Regions from separate parts of the Mus musculus genome. Here all the other regions are linked to region 2. A link is a contact called in ENCODE POLR2A ChIA-PET data. All regions are on one chromosome and are shown on one strand. The core of a region is the stretch at or near the end of the contact, and the rest is flanking DNA. Distances in the headings are between cores, read along the strand shown. Region 1 holds the start of Rhbdd3 (rhomboid domain containing 3). Region 2 holds the start of Xbp1 (X-box binding protein 1). Region 3 holds the start of Dbnl (drebrin-like).

What was found. ChIA-PET counts read pairs that join two places held with the same protein, here RNA polymerase II (POLR2A).
Region 1: POLR2A ChIA-PET joins it to region 2 with 30 read pairs in Patski. The contact joins the promoter of Rhbdd3 here to the promoter of Xbp1 in region 2. POLR2A ChIA-PET finds 5 or more read pairs at or near these places in 3 of 5 experiments (Patski and embryonic stem cell).
Region 3: POLR2A ChIA-PET joins it to region 2 with 15 read pairs in Patski. The contact joins the promoter of Dbnl here to the promoter of Xbp1 in region 2. POLR2A ChIA-PET finds 5 or more read pairs at or near these places in 2 of 5 experiments (Patski and embryonic stem cell).

Annotation. Positions count from the first base shown.
Region 1 is chr11:5,096,107-5,101,020 of GRCm38, forward strand. It overlaps Rhbdd3 (rhomboid domain containing 3), which reads left to right and starts at 3,167. Exons shown (of 9, transcript NM_177370.4): 1 at 3,167-3,460; 2 at 3,642-3,792; 3 at 4,291-4,481. It overlaps Ewsr1 (Ewing sarcoma breakpoint region 1), which reads right to left and starts at 2,990. Exons shown (of 17, transcript NM_007968.4): 1 at 2,903-2,990. The coding sequence starts at 2,915.
Region 2 is chr11:5,519,351-5,523,766 of GRCm38, forward strand. It overlaps Xbp1 (X-box binding protein 1), which reads left to right and starts at 1,291. Exons shown (of 6, transcript NM_001271730.1): 1 at 1,291-1,850; 2 at 2,573-2,669; 3 at 3,983-4,117. The coding sequence starts at 1,645.
Region 3 is chr11:5,787,016-5,792,119 of GRCm38, forward strand. It overlaps Dbnl (drebrin-like), which reads left to right and starts at 1,468. Exons shown (of 13, transcript NM_001146309.1): 1 at 1,468-1,627; 2 at 4,777-4,832. The coding sequence starts at 1,545.

The DNA of each region.
Region 1 (4,914 bases), core at 1,917-4,416, 420 kb before region 2:
CTGTAGATCGGGATGGCTTTGAAACACCCGCCTTTGCCCCACAAGTGTTGGGACTAAAGGCCTGCACCAACACCACCTGGCCTGAACTCACCTCTTAAAATCGACTCTTTCAACCTTTCTGCACCTCATGGGACTACTTTCCTTCTACACTTTTAAATTCAGAGCTCTGATTACCAATAGTATCAGTAAACTGTTCAAAAGATATCTACAATGAAGAAAATAATCCTCTAACAAAATTCTGAAGCATTTCCAATAAAGCTACATTTTCTGTGGTGGTGAAGTAGTGGTTCTGAGATAGGATCTAACTACTTAGCTGGCTGACCTTAATTAGTTATATAGACCAGGCTAGCCTCAAACTTGCTACAGACCCCGTATGGCTGTCTACAACTAGTGTTGAAATTATAGGTGTGTACCTCCATGCCTACTTGCTACCTTCCTTTGTCTACCTTTCTGCCGTTTATTTGTTTGTTTATTTATTTATTTATAGACAGGGTCTCACTATGTAGCTTTAGCTGGCCTCAAACGCTGCGCTCCCCAATCTAGGATTAGATGATGACTGGCTACTTGCCACATTCTTTATATGAAAAACAAACAACAAAGCAAATACTGCAACCTACATTTTGTTGAGGTTTCTGTGTAAAAACGACTTTTTGAGTCATTGGCATTAAGTTTGATGTTTACAAAGACTTACACAAGAGCAGTTATGTAAAATTGGCAATGCTGATACAGAACAGCCAACCACTTGAGACGAGGGTGCTGCCAAAGGATTTGGTAGGCTAAGGAAAAAGCGACCCCCCCCCCATGTTTATCTACCTACAAGCATGACACTGAAGCAATGGTCAGATAATTTAACAATTGAAAAAATAAGTCTTTAAATGCCCGGATACGTAAACACTTCACACACACACACACACACACACACACACACACACACAGAGCAGGCTGAGAGATTATGATGTAGGGGCATCCTAGAATGCTAATGTTTTACTTTTTGTTCTGGTAGTTATTTAGAGACTGTAATTCTGCTTTACTGGACACACTCTATAGTTACTGTTCTACAAGATACAGAGGAGGGAAACCATTACTCCCCTTAGGCAGTGGCTTGCTTCAGGGCAGCCATTAGCCAAGCTGAATAGGAAGGTTTAGGCTACATAATTCCTGTAGCTAGCAAGGGTAAGTTTGTTGGGACCAAAAAAAAAAGTTATTTTAAGAACTGAAAGGCTCAAGAAAAAAAATTTTTTTTCTAGGACAGGATTTCTCTGTGTAGCCCTGGCTGTCCTCAAACTCAGAGACCACCTACCTCTGCCTTCCCAGCACCGGTGCATCGCCACCGACCCTTTAAAAAAAGTCTAAAACTAAGTTTTTCAGGAAAGCCCTTAATAAAGTCCCCTCAGCAGGGCCAGGACTGTGGGTATAGCAGAGCACACTTTTCAACTTAAATTTGGTTCAGGGTGCTATCAACATTTTCTGATAACAAAGATGACTAAAAAGTGGCAATGATCTATCAAGCAGAAAAACTGCAATTGCCTTCTTGGGCTTTAGAGGTTAAGAGAAGGGTAAAAGGACCACCAAAGAAACCATTTTCCACTAGGATATATTGGACTGTAGTCGTATCTCAGTCTTCTCTTAGGGACACTTTGGGTAGCCTGGTACCAAAAGCAAGCTGTTTACTAACTACATCGTTTGCGTCGTCAAATTGTGATGCTGGAAGCTTTCCTAAGCCAAATGAAGAACCCAGAGCTTTTCCTGTCACCCCCACTTGTTTTCTCCTCCTGCCTCCAAGGCCACATCACCAGACCCTAGATTCCGCTAGAAGCAAAAACAAAAACAAACAAAAAACCCGCCACTGTGCCAGTTAACTGTATTCTAAACTGCAGGTGAGGGCTAGGCTACACTTATTCTCTCGGTAAGGACCACAACATAACCATCACATTCTAGAGTTCCCGCCCTGGACTTTCAAAATCCGCTATGGGTCTCTTCCCCTGGCCTCAATAGGGCCAAGAAATAAATCAGCCGGCTAGCTTAACGAGCAGGCCTACAGAAACGTGGCGTGCCGAGGCTTTTCTGCCTCTCCTGGATCAAAGCTGCTAGAAATCTCTTTCTGGAAAAGAGTCTCCTCTCCGGATCCAGACGGACCTTGTTATACAACCGATCCCCCGCGCCGGTTGCTGAGAAAAGGACACTGGGAAGCCACTGCTTTTTGGGTAGGGAAGGAGGTGGAGTTAACTCATGATTAAATCGAAGCCTCTTGAGTGGGGAGCACGAAGATTTAGGGGAACCAACTAGGTCCTCCGAGGGGGCAGCTTGGTCGGGCCGGGCCAGGCCTGGGGGATAATGGGGCTCCCCTCTTAAGCCGGCGCCCCTCAGCTTACACATTCGCGACGGCTTTTTGTTTGTTTTTCTGAGTCCCTACACAGTAAACACTTGCCCTGGGGCTAGCGATGGGAGGAGACGTTCCACGGGAAACCGGCCACGGCTTCTCGAGCCGCCATCAGACACCTCGCTTCACGCGCCTTCGGGGTGATGGGCTCCAGGCCCAGCCGCGGTCCCCTTCGGGCCCTCGGAGGCCCTAGGCCCGGCCCACGTGGCGAGAGACCCGGAGCACCCGGCCCCGACAACCACCACACAAAGGAGGCCTGGACGGGCTCTGCACGCCTCAGCTACCGCGAGGCCCTCGCGCGCAACGCGGCCGCCAAAAGGTTCCAGAACCAGCCCGCCTAGTGGGGGAGGGGAAGGGAACGCGGATCCCCCACCCCCACCCCCGAGCTCGTCGGGCCGCGGCGGGAACTCCAACCCCTTTCGGCGACTTCACTCAGTCATCCCTGCCACCCCCAGAGACGAGCGCCTCCCAGTCTGGGTGTCCCAGCTGTCGCCGGCGGGACCGCGATCCCACTCCGCTTACCCGTGGACGCCATTTTCTCGCCTTCCTCCTCGTTCTCTCAACGTCCGTCTCCTTCTCGCGTTCCCCCTAGGCGCCGCACTGCGCAGGCGCGAAACCCGCAACCTCGGACGCTACCATCGGGCCAGGCCTCGGGGGTGGCCGAAGAGGAGCGAACCGGAGCTCTTCGGCTCTTCGCTCCCGAAACCGTTGACCCGATCCTCTCCCAAAGAGCCGGACGTGACGAGTGGTCTAAAAAAAAAAGGCGCCTCGGGGGCCAGCGCGCCAGTGAGCGAGGGTTACCCACGAACCCGAGAGCTCCTTGGCGCGAGGCGCGGTGGCTCGGAATGGTTACGCCCGCTGGCTCTAGGGACCGTCTCTGAAGAGTCTGCCCTGGAGGGAGACGGAGGCTGGCGGGAGGGCTGGGGGAAGGGATCCCGGCCGGCCTGAAACAACTGCTGACTAATCGGCGGGCGGGATCACGCGCCTCTGTGTGCGTGCAGCGGGTTTCGGGCACCGAGGGCTCGGCCTGGAACCGGCGGCCGGACTTACCGGGCGGGCCCCCCTGCTCGGTTTTCTAGGGTGGGTGGGGGTGGGAGGACATGCTCCCCAGGCCCCTGGACGCGTGGCCTGAGCGGGCGGGGGAGGGGACCGAGGGCCGTCGGCTTGGGAGGGAGGCCGGGAATGCCGCGCCCGACCCCAGTAACGGTCGGGGTTGAGAAGCCCTGTGATCGTCCTTCAACCCATCCCCTTGTTTCAACAGAAAACCCAGAACCCACGAAATTGAGTTCTTTCCTTAAAGTTACAAAGCTGAATGCGACCCAGACCCCGGGCCTCCCCTCTCTGTACACCGCCCGGAAGCTTCGCCACACTGTCCTTGCCTTCCCACTCTGTCCTCCTGGCTTCCCTGCAAGGTAGGCAGGGTGTGATATGCATAGCTCTGAGGTCTCTGACAAGGGCTCCAGAAAGACACTGAGGCGGATTGTTGGCGATTGGTGGGGTTTTTGGTTTTGCTTTTCTGAGAGTTACTGACACAGTGGACAGACACAGACAAACATTAGCATGGCGGGCGAGGACTCGGAAGAAACCAGGGTCCATGTGGGAGAAGTAGGCGTGTCGCACCCTTCTGAGGATGGGCGTGGCTTCAATGCCGGAGCTTCTGGCCCGGGGCAGGCAGGGAAGGGAGCTGGGAGCCCGATGTGTAGCCCCCCAGTTCCCCATTTTATGTAAAATCACCTTCAGGTGAGAGATCCAGGCGTCCGAGTCTGTTAGTTCGCCACTCATAGTGTCTCACTAGAGGCCGGTCGGAATCTGAAGGGGAGAAAGGCGTGTATTGTGTTCTAGGAGGAGCAGCTGGATTCATTATTGGATTCTTACAAGTTACGTTTTATTAATTGAAGATATGGTTGCAGGAGTGTTACGGCTTGCCTATGATGTATGAGGCCCTAGTTTCCATTCCTATCGCCAAGAAAGAGAAGAGACTGGTCCAGAGGACTCGAGGCCCAGTTCCCTATGTCCATGGACCTGTCCCCTAGTGCCCAGGGATGGAATGGTTGTAAGAAGGTGCAAGAGGAAGCTTCATTTTAGGTGACCCTGCCTCCAGGTAAGGGTGAAATCTGCCTGCTTTTCTGAACTTCAACCCAGTACCAAAAATAAAGGGTGGAGTTCACCCCAGCAGGACCTGGGACTATGCTAATATGTCTTCCAATGAACACCAGCCTTGAGTCTGGAGACAAGCCATTTGAGTGGGGGGGGGGGGGAGCCAAACTTTGCTCATTAGGATAAAATTCACAATATGGGAAGGGAACATTGACAATTCAGAGTGAGTAGGAGATGGCCTATTGAGGGATGGAGGCAAGGCCAGGCAGAGGAGATTTTCATATTTGGCATCTGCAAGGGAAAGCCTTGACAAGGAAGCTAAGTCGAATCGCTTTCTGCCCTGAATCAGCTCAGTAGGAGACTCAGAGGACTGCCCAGGAATGGTGGGAGGGCCTGGAGGAAAGGCAGTGTGAGAGGAGAGTACAGGAGAGAAGCTA
Region 2 (4,416 bases), core at 41-2,540:
TGCCCCAAGGAGACATACAGAGTCAACTAACCTGGGACCATGGGGGCTCACAGAGCCTGGGCCACTGACAAGGAAACCTACAGGAGCTGAACTTATCCCCCCCACCCCCATCTGTAGCAAACGTGCAGCCTGGTCTGTATGTGGGTCCCCTAACAAGTGGAGTGGAGCTATCTTGGTCTCTGTTCCCTGCCATTGGATCCCCTCCGCCTCCCTGGACTGCCTGGTTGGGCCTCAATGGGAGATGTTGTACCTAGTCCTGCTGAGACTAGATGTCCCAGGGTAGGGTGGTATCAAAGAGGTATTCTCTAAGGAGAAGGGGAGGGAGCAATGGGGGGGGGGGATTTGTAAGGGTGGGACTAGGAAGAGGGGGCTATGATTGGGATATAAAGTGAATAAAAAATAAATTATTGGAAATAGGAAAAGGAAAAAAAATACTAATGTAGGGGTGGCTGTGTAGGTGAAAAACGCCCAGCACCCAGGTGAAAGGTTGGCAAGGCTGAGCCTGATCGTAACCCCAGTGGCAGAGAGCAGAGACAAGCAGACCATGGAGGTGTAATGGCCAGCCAGCATAGCCTCAGGGGCAAGCTTCAAGTGCACTGACTCTTATAAGGCGGAAAGCAATAGAAGAGTACACTCTCCCCCACCCCATCCCATCCCCTGAAACCTATTTCCACCCCCTCCTCACTCCCATTCCCTAATGAAAGGAATACTAAAGTCTGGAGGTATATATAGCTCAGTGGTATCTCTAGTTCCACAGTAAAGGGGAATAGTGGAGTGCTAGAGCATTAGGTTCTGGGGTCTGGCTCCAGCACAGCAAAACAAAGACAACAGTGATAAAAGCTCATACCAGAAGAGATCAGAAATAAGAAGAAAAACGAAACCACATGTATTCTCACTATGCAGACTTTATTTACTAATCCCTTACTACATGCTAGCCAAGGCTCTAGTGTTTTCTTTTAAAGTTATTAATTTATATCAATTAATTTATATGAAATAGGGTTTGATCTATAGCCCCAGCTGGCCTAGCTAGACCTCCCTATGTAGCCCAGGCTGCTCTCAAACTGGCAATAAAGTGCTGAGATTACAAGTGAGTACTACCCTGCTACATTTAGTTTTGCAATCATCTCATTTTCTAAAGACTCATTTTGTGAAAATTTCCCAGGTGTGTGTGTGTGTCCGCTAACCCTAAGCCGGATATGCCACCAGTTCAATTTTCTGCTGTACTGGGAAGTGGGGGGGGGGGGGGGACGGGACGGGGGACGTAGCGCCGGACATTAAAATGGGGTCGGGCTAGGGTAAAACCGTGAGACTCGGTCTGGAAATCTGGCCTGAGAGGACAGCCTGGCAATCCTCAGCCGGGGTGGGGACGTCTGCCGAAGATCCTTGGACTCCAGCAACCAGTGGTCGCCACCGTCCATCCACCCTAAGGCCCAGTTTGCACGGCGGAGAACAGCTGTGCAGCCACGCTGGACACTCACCCCGCCCGAGTTGAGCCCGCCCCCGGGACTACAGGACCAATAAGTGATGAATATACCCGCGCGTCACGGAGCACCGGCCAATCGCGGACGGCCACGACCCTAGAAAGGCTGGGCGCGGCAGGAGGCCACGGGGCGGTGGCGGCGCTGGCGTAGACGTTTCCTGGCTATGGTGGTGGTGGCAGCGGCGCCGAGCGCGGCCACGGCGGCCCCCAAAGTGCTACTCTTATCTGGCCAGCCCGCCTCCGGCGGCCGGGCGCTGCCGCTCATGGTACCCGGTCCGCGGGCAGCAGGGTCGGAGGCGAGCGGGACACCGCAGGCTCGCAAGCGGCAGCGGCTCACGCACCTGAGCCCGGAGGAGAAAGCGCTGCGGAGGTGGGCCCGGCGGGCAAGGCTGGGGCGCGGGGCGGCAGGACTGGGATTGGGACTCTCTCGTGTGTGCCAGCTGGTGGGCTCCGTACGGTGGGTTAGATTCACCTCTAGTGTCTAACCTGGGAAGCGGAGCTGAGGGGGATGCCCCTCCGAAGGTCTGCGTCGGGGGTGTGTGCAGGAGCTCCCGACACAGGCACAGAAGAAGGTGCCCGACGCCCAGTCCTCTGTAAATGCTCGCTCTTTGTGGTCGTAGGGTAGGAACCGCTCCAGCTGTCATTGCAGCCACTTGGGAACCCCACCCTGGGAACCGAGTCCACAGCGTCCGGCATCCCGAGAGTTTGGCTTGGGGAGGGACAGTTGGTAGCGTCCCCGCCGCCTTCACGGATATCGCTCTAGCAAGGAGCCTGTGGGACGGAATTGGACCCAGAAAGTAGCGGGGGAGGAGGGAAGAAGCATATGACGCAACGGGAATGTATCAGCCCGGTGGTAAAATGAGATCCGGGTGGACAGCCGCACGGGAGAGAATCAAGCAAGTCTTCAAGGCCTGTGGATAGAAAGCAGCGTGTGTATGCGTGTGCGTGTGCGTTTTGATAGGAGCTTTAAGCGTGTTTACTTGCTAAGCCTTATTCTGTAAAGTCAACGAAAGCACCAGCTGGCCACGTCTACAAATGAAGACACATGAAAGCTGGAGATGACTCAGTTATGTTCCCTGTCTCCTCCCCAAGGAAACTGAAAAACAGAGTAGCAGCGCAGACTGCTCGAGATAGAAAGAAAGCCCGGATGAGCGAGCTGGAGCAGCAAGTGGTGGATTTGGAAGAAGAGGTAAAGGGACTTCAGGCCATGCTTTCATCCCATCCATATCAGGGCCCATCCTAAACTGCTTCAGCCCTTTAGAATACAACCCAAAGTGCCATTTAAAGTTTAACCAGCCTAGCAGATAGGCCGTGAAAGCAGACGTGACTCACCCTGGCCTGCCCTCCCCTCGGAGATTAGCCAGGTTGGATAGATCATTGGTTGCTTAAGCTGTAGCGCCGCCTGTCTTTGCCAAAGGCTCACTAACGCTGCCCTTCCTTCTGGGATCCCCCCCCCCCCGCGCGCCCCCAATCCTCCCACCCTCTGTATCCTTTCTGCTGTCAGTGCCCTTTTGTGCCCCTCCACCCCGGCATCCTTTTACCCTTTGGGGAGTTATTTTAGTTTCTAAGTTAAGTTTAGTTAACTTTAGCTATTTCTAGCGTTTCTAGGCATTGCCACATTTACGTCCATTTATATGCGCACGTGCGCCCTGGTTTGAGTTTGGGTCACCTCACTTTGTAATACACTTTCCAAATTTATACATTTTCCCTGCTAGTTTCCTTTCTCTATACAGGCGAGTGGTACCTCACTGTGTGTGCACCCCACTTTCACGGTTCTCTGGGCATCTGTGCTCAGCATCTAGGCTGCCACCATTTCTTTGCCATTGGACCACTACCACTTGCACCAACACTTGCCATTTCAAGACAGGATGGTGAATTATTTAAAGATTATTTTTAGATAGGGTCTTAGGTTGGCCTGTAACTCATGGCATGCCTCCTGTTTTACCATGCTGACATTACAGGCAGTGAACCACCTTGCCATACTTTTTTTTTTTAAAGGTAGTGTATTAACACAACTGTAAATTCAAGCTGCAAGTGACCTTTTTTTTTGGCTGAAATCTGCGAGTAGTACTTGTAGGCATTATGTTGTTTCTGTCACCATTGAAAACACTTTTGTTTTCTTCAGAGATTGGCCTTGAATAAACTTGCTTCTCCCGCCTCAGCCTGCTTGAGTGTTCAATGGCATTTTTGGGGGGACAGCTTGATGTCTCCCAGGCTGTGCTCTAACTTGCTGTGTAGCCAAAGATGACCCCAAATTTGTTTCTCTTGCTGCTATGTCCCAGGTGCTGGGATTACAGTTTATGCAGAGCTGAAGATGGAGCCCAGGGCTGCAAGCCTGGGAGGGCAGGCCTTCTCCCAACTCCTCTGTCCCATTAGCCACCGGTGACAGAATGGCTGTGACCCGCACCAGCAGGGAAACAGCTGGAGCAGAACTTGCAGTGGATTCTTTAGTGACGGAACCACACGGTCTAACCGCACGGCCTCTTATGTGATTCCTTACAGAACCACAAACTCCAGCTAGAAAATCAGCTTTTACGGGAGAAAACTCACGGCCTTGTGGTTGAGAACCAGGAGTTAAGAACACGCTTGGGAATGGACACGCTGGATCCTGACGAGGTTCCAGAGGTGGAGGCCAAGGTAAGTATTGGGAGACCTGGCTGCAGCACTACCTGGCTGCAGGTTTGTGTTCTGGACCTCCAATCAAATCCTTTTCTCTTTTCCTTTATGAGACAAGGTCTTAATGTCTAATTTTGGCTGGTCTTGAACTTGTGTCAGTTCTTTTGCTTCTAAGTAGTAGGACTATAAGCACCTGCCCCTGTGCCTAGCTGAGGAATCCTGAATTTTCCCTGTTTCCTTGAACTAAACTTATGATCTTCTTGCCTTAGCCTTCCAAGCGCTGGAATTACATGCATGAACAAGTGGTTTGTTTCTTGGCT
Region 3 (5,104 bases), core at 218-2,717, 270 kb after region 2:
CTCTGGCCTCCAACAGCACAGTAGTATGCATCTACCCTGGCCCATGTGCATATACCACACACATAATAACCTCTCTTGGAAGATTTGGGCTTGCTAGATGGAGCTGAAGTTTCTTCTTGTTTTTGTTTGTTTTCGGAACAGGGTTTCTCTGTATAGTTCTGGCTGTCCCTGGAACTCACCCTGTAGACCAGGCTGGCCTTAAACTCAGAAATCCAACTGCTTCTGCCTCCCAAATGCTGGGACTAAAGGCGTGCGCCACCACTGCCCAGCCAGAAGTTTCTTTTTTAATACTTTTTTGAGAGAGGGACTCACTTATAGCCAGTAATCCACTATGTAGACCAGGCTGGACTCAAACTCAGAGATCTATCTGCCTTTGCTTCCCAGGTTCAGGGATTGAAGTCATGTGCCACCACACCCATCTTATTTTTATATTGTGTGATTGTTTAAGTGCACCATGGCCATACCTAGTCCCAGCAGAGACTAGATGAGGGCTAGGGCTGGAGTTACAGAGGGTTGTGAGCTGCCACATAGGTGCTAGGAATCAATCCTGGATCCCCTGGAAGAGCAGTCAGTGCTCTTAACCACCAAGCCATCTCTCCAGCCCCTCCACCCCTTTTTTTGTCTTTGAGATAGGCTGGAACTCAACTATGTAGACCAGGCTTGCCTCTGCCTCCCCAGTGCTGAGATTAAATACACGAACAACACTTCCAGCCCCATTCTTGCAACATTTTAAATGTAACTTCGACCCCCACTGTTCTAGTTTCATTTCTGTTGCTGTGATAAAATGCCCTAGCTAAAAGCAGTTTAGAGAAGTAAGGGTTCGTTTTAGTTTACGACAACAGAGTATGGTCTCTCATAGGGACGTTCAGGCAACTGTCTGGAAATAGAAGTGAAGCACAAAGCAGGTTCTCTTCATTACCCCACTATCACATCAAATATTTCATTTTACTTTATTTAGAAGATCTAGGCAATGCCCAGGCCGGGCTAGAACTCAAGCTTCTGCCTCTGCCAGTTGCGCGCTAGGATCACAGGCTTGTACCTCTACGCCTAACACAGCAGATTCATGTTTTTTTCCTTTTCTTCTTTGGTTTTTCCAAACAGGGCTTCTCTGCCTAGCCCTCGCCATCCTGGAACTTGCGCTGTACACCGGGCTAGGCTGGGGTTGAAGGCGTAGCCATCATGTCCGACTATCAGATGAAATTTCCGAGGCGCCTGCGCGCATACAGCTTGCTCTTAAACAAAATACATTAACTAATGAGAGACGAACCAGCGTGAAGCTCTAAATCGAGCCCACGCCCTGCAGATGCGGACGAACGAGGACCTACGGGCAGGCCCGCCTCTCGTGGATCTTCATTCACCAGCACCCCGCCTCAACTTTACCCTCAGCCTAGCTCGCCTTCTCTCCACTTCCGCTTCCGGCCTCTTGGGCGCGGCTTCTGCACGTCAGAGGCGAGGCTTCCGGCCTCCGGGGCGGGGCTTCCGGCCGTCACTGGAGGCCGGCAGAAAGCTGAAGCTGCTGCATCGCGGGGACCGTGGGGCGTGCCATGGCGGTGAACCTGAGCCGGAACGGGCCGGCGCTGCAGGAGGCCTACGTGCGCGTAGTCACCGAGAAATCCCCGACCGACTGGTAGGCAGCAAGGCGGGGCCGGAGAGGCGCCAGAGCGGGAAGGTGGAGGTCGCGGCGTAGCCGTAGTATTGCAGGATCACCTGTCCACCTTCCTGAAGCCTAGCGAGATGCTACCCCACCCTCGCCACCGCCGTCCCCCCGGCGAGTACCCCCGGGCCTCTCCCCTGCCACCTAGTGGTCGGTCGGCTCTGCCCTGAAGATCTCTGCCTGGTTGTGCTTTCTGCTTTCCGCCAGGCTCTGCGTTTCTGGGACCTCACTGGACAAAGGGGTCCCGCGCAGTTCCCCAACTCCCTGGAAGGCGGAAACCACGTCTTCTAAACCCTGAGTTCAGGAAGAGACCTTGAAAGCGGCGTGAGCAGTGGGTTGAGGTCATGAGCTCACACAGGGCTCAGTCAAGGATGTCACAGGTCTGGGTCCCTGATTCTGGGACTGAAAATGGGATCCTGTCACCTGTTTGAGAAAAGGCTCCATCCTTCCTTCACCACCCCAGGAGCCATTACAGTACTGTGAACTAGATCTGAAGTTTCTGGAGTGGCCCTGCTGAGCCCTCTTAGGTTTCTGCTACATGCATACCAGTCTATAGTAATTCTCTTTCACTTTCCGTTTACTTAACATGCTTCCGTTAGCCAGTTTTTAGTGCTTCAGTTTCTCAGACATCTGATGAGTATGGCAGGTGGACAAATTCTGGGGAACACAAACTGGACTTTGGAGTTCTGGTGGGGCCACCACTACCCTGTGGTCAGCACTGAGGGGCGCTATACTGAGTTTGCCTGTGTTGAGTCTTCCCTGGAGACTTCCCCTATTGCAGAACTCTGGCCAATCATCTCTTCTGTTCTACTGTGTTGTCTCTCCTCTTTATCTTTTGGCCCTCTAGTCGTCTCAGAACCATCACTGTTTGGGGAATACCTCACAACCTAGCTAGCAGTGCCCTTCACCCATGCTTATAACTCTTCACTGACCTTGCTTGCTTTGCTTGCTTGCTTGCTTTTGAGACTGTGTAGCTCTGGCTGGCCTGGAACTCACTGTGTAGACCAGGTTGGCCACGATCTCACCTGTGTCTGTCTCCCGAGCACACATTGAGCCTCCTACTAGAATCATCTGCTCCACCTTGGTCTGACATTGTCCTGCCTCATCCACCCATTGTTCCTTCTGAGGGTGCAGATCTTGCTCTTTCCCCATACACTGTTCATCTGCCCCAGCAGCCATGCTACTGCCCAGCTTCCTACAGTACTGTATGCAGACGGTGCTGCCACTCCAGTTGAACGAGCCTCTGGCCTCCACCCTCACTGTCACAGCCATTTCAGTAGTCACTCAGCAAGATTTTTGTGGCAGGTCCCCACTCGCTAGCTGAGAGAATATCTGGGCCATCTTAACTTCCCTGCCCATAAATGCAGTGTCTTCCTGTTGCACTTTAGTAAAGCCCAGACTCTTACCCTGTCTGCCCTGGTTCCTGTTGCCCCTCCTGCTTACTACTCTGGCCACACCTGTTGACCACCCTTGTACCAAAGTCTTTCTCTTCCTCAAAACTGCAAGCTAGTTCCTCATCAAACAGAACCTCTGATCTTGCTGCTTCCCCTGCATGGAACATACATATACATCATCTTGATTGCTTCTTGTCCTTTATGTCTCTATGCTAGGGTTGTCTTCTCAGAGAGTCCTCCTAAATTCCTAGTACATGGGCCACATGCATGCCTTCAGAGGCCAGAAAAGACTGTGGAGTTCCCTGAGACTAAAGTGATAGTCACTTTGTCCTCTCTCCTAGTTTCATTTCTTTGTGATACAAATAAGAAACATGCTGGGAACCCTCATGGACTCTGTGTGTGTGTGTGTGTGTGTGTGTGTGTGTGTGTGTGTGTGTGTGTGTTTGTGTGTGTGTGTGTGCTTTTTCTCTTCCCTAACATGGTCAGGTAGACCCTTGTGCCTAGCTGTCATATGTTTTGATGGATGGATTAAGCCATGCAGAAAAAGAGACTGTCAAAAAGAGGTAGTCTTCAATTTGGTAGCCAAAAAAGGTCACACACACAGAGCTGGTACCGTGACACTGTAGACCAGAGCCATAGCTTTAGTTTCTCTCATCTATAATCTAGCTTCAGCCTCCTCCCTGAAGAGCCTGGCATGACCTGTGCTTATCTGGTTCCTATTACACTCTGTGTACACTGTACATTAGCATCAGGTGTAGGGAAGTTAAGCTCCATGGGTCGGACCTTTTAGGAATTGTTCATAGCTGCAGTCCAGTCAGCATACACGTACCAGGCGTTGTTCACACTGATTTAAAAGAAGAGGTGAGAGTTCTATTGAAGGTAAGAAAAAAAATCTCTGAACTGGAAATTTTATTTGGGGCGATATGTGTATTGTGCATGTGTGCGTGTTCATGTGCAGATGCACTCACAGGACACACAGGTGCAAGGCGCCAGTAGATGGAAAAAAAGCCACTGGACAACTATCCATTAGAGCCTTGGTGGCTCTGTGGTCTTCACTGGAACTCAGTGTTGTCATTGTCTACTTTCTGTTGCTATATCTGCCTGGTAAAGTGCATGTTTGCAGGAGAATCTCAAGACAGGAAGCCCTGCTGTCTACCCTCAGGCTATGAAGGCAGGGCTGATACCCACCCAGGAGTCCCCAGTGCACCTTTCTCCCTCCTGCTTCTACGTTAGGTGTTTGGATTCAGGAATATGAAGACATCTTTTGCCTTTTGAAATTTATGTGCCTGAAAGCCAGCTGAGTGTTTTATTCACTAGTGTGTAGAAAGAACACATAACCCTCCCACTTTTATCCTCCCCTAAGTATATGTTCATATGTCCTTCCCCAGTCCCAGTGGCTTTCTTTCTTTTTTTTTTGTTTTTTTTTTTTTTGTTTTGTTTTTCGAGACAAAGTTTCTCTGTGTAGCCCTGGCTGTCCTGGAACTCACTTTGTAGACCAGGCTGGCCTCAAACTCAGAAATCCACCTGCCTCTGCCTCCCAAGTGCTGGGATTAAAGGCGTGCGCCACCACTGCCTGGCTCCCAGTGGCTTTCTTATACTAAGTCCTGTGCTATCCTCAGAGTAGCTGTTGAGTAGTCTCAGTGCAGAGCAGCTTGTTCCTGCTGCGCTAGCTGCAGAGGAGGCCCAGAGCCCTGAGTCAGCACTGAGCCCACTTGTGTTTCCTTGCAGGGCTCTTTTTACCTATGAAGGCAACAGCAATGACATCCGTGTGGCTGGCACAGGAGGTGAGTATGAACCCAAACAACAGTATCATAGTGAGATGACAAAGGGAGACGTGTGACTAACTCGGGCCACCGCAGCTGATGTTCAAGCCATCACAGGCGCAGAAAGAGGACTTGGGTACACAGCCATCTCTTCCTCCAGCTCAGCTACAGTGACCCTTCCCCAGCTGAGTTTCCCTGCAGACCTTTTGCCAAGTTGGCTTCATTAAGGGCTACTCCTGATCTGAATGCAGACCAGCATCGACCAGGACCAGGGCGAGAGCCATGTCAGCCAT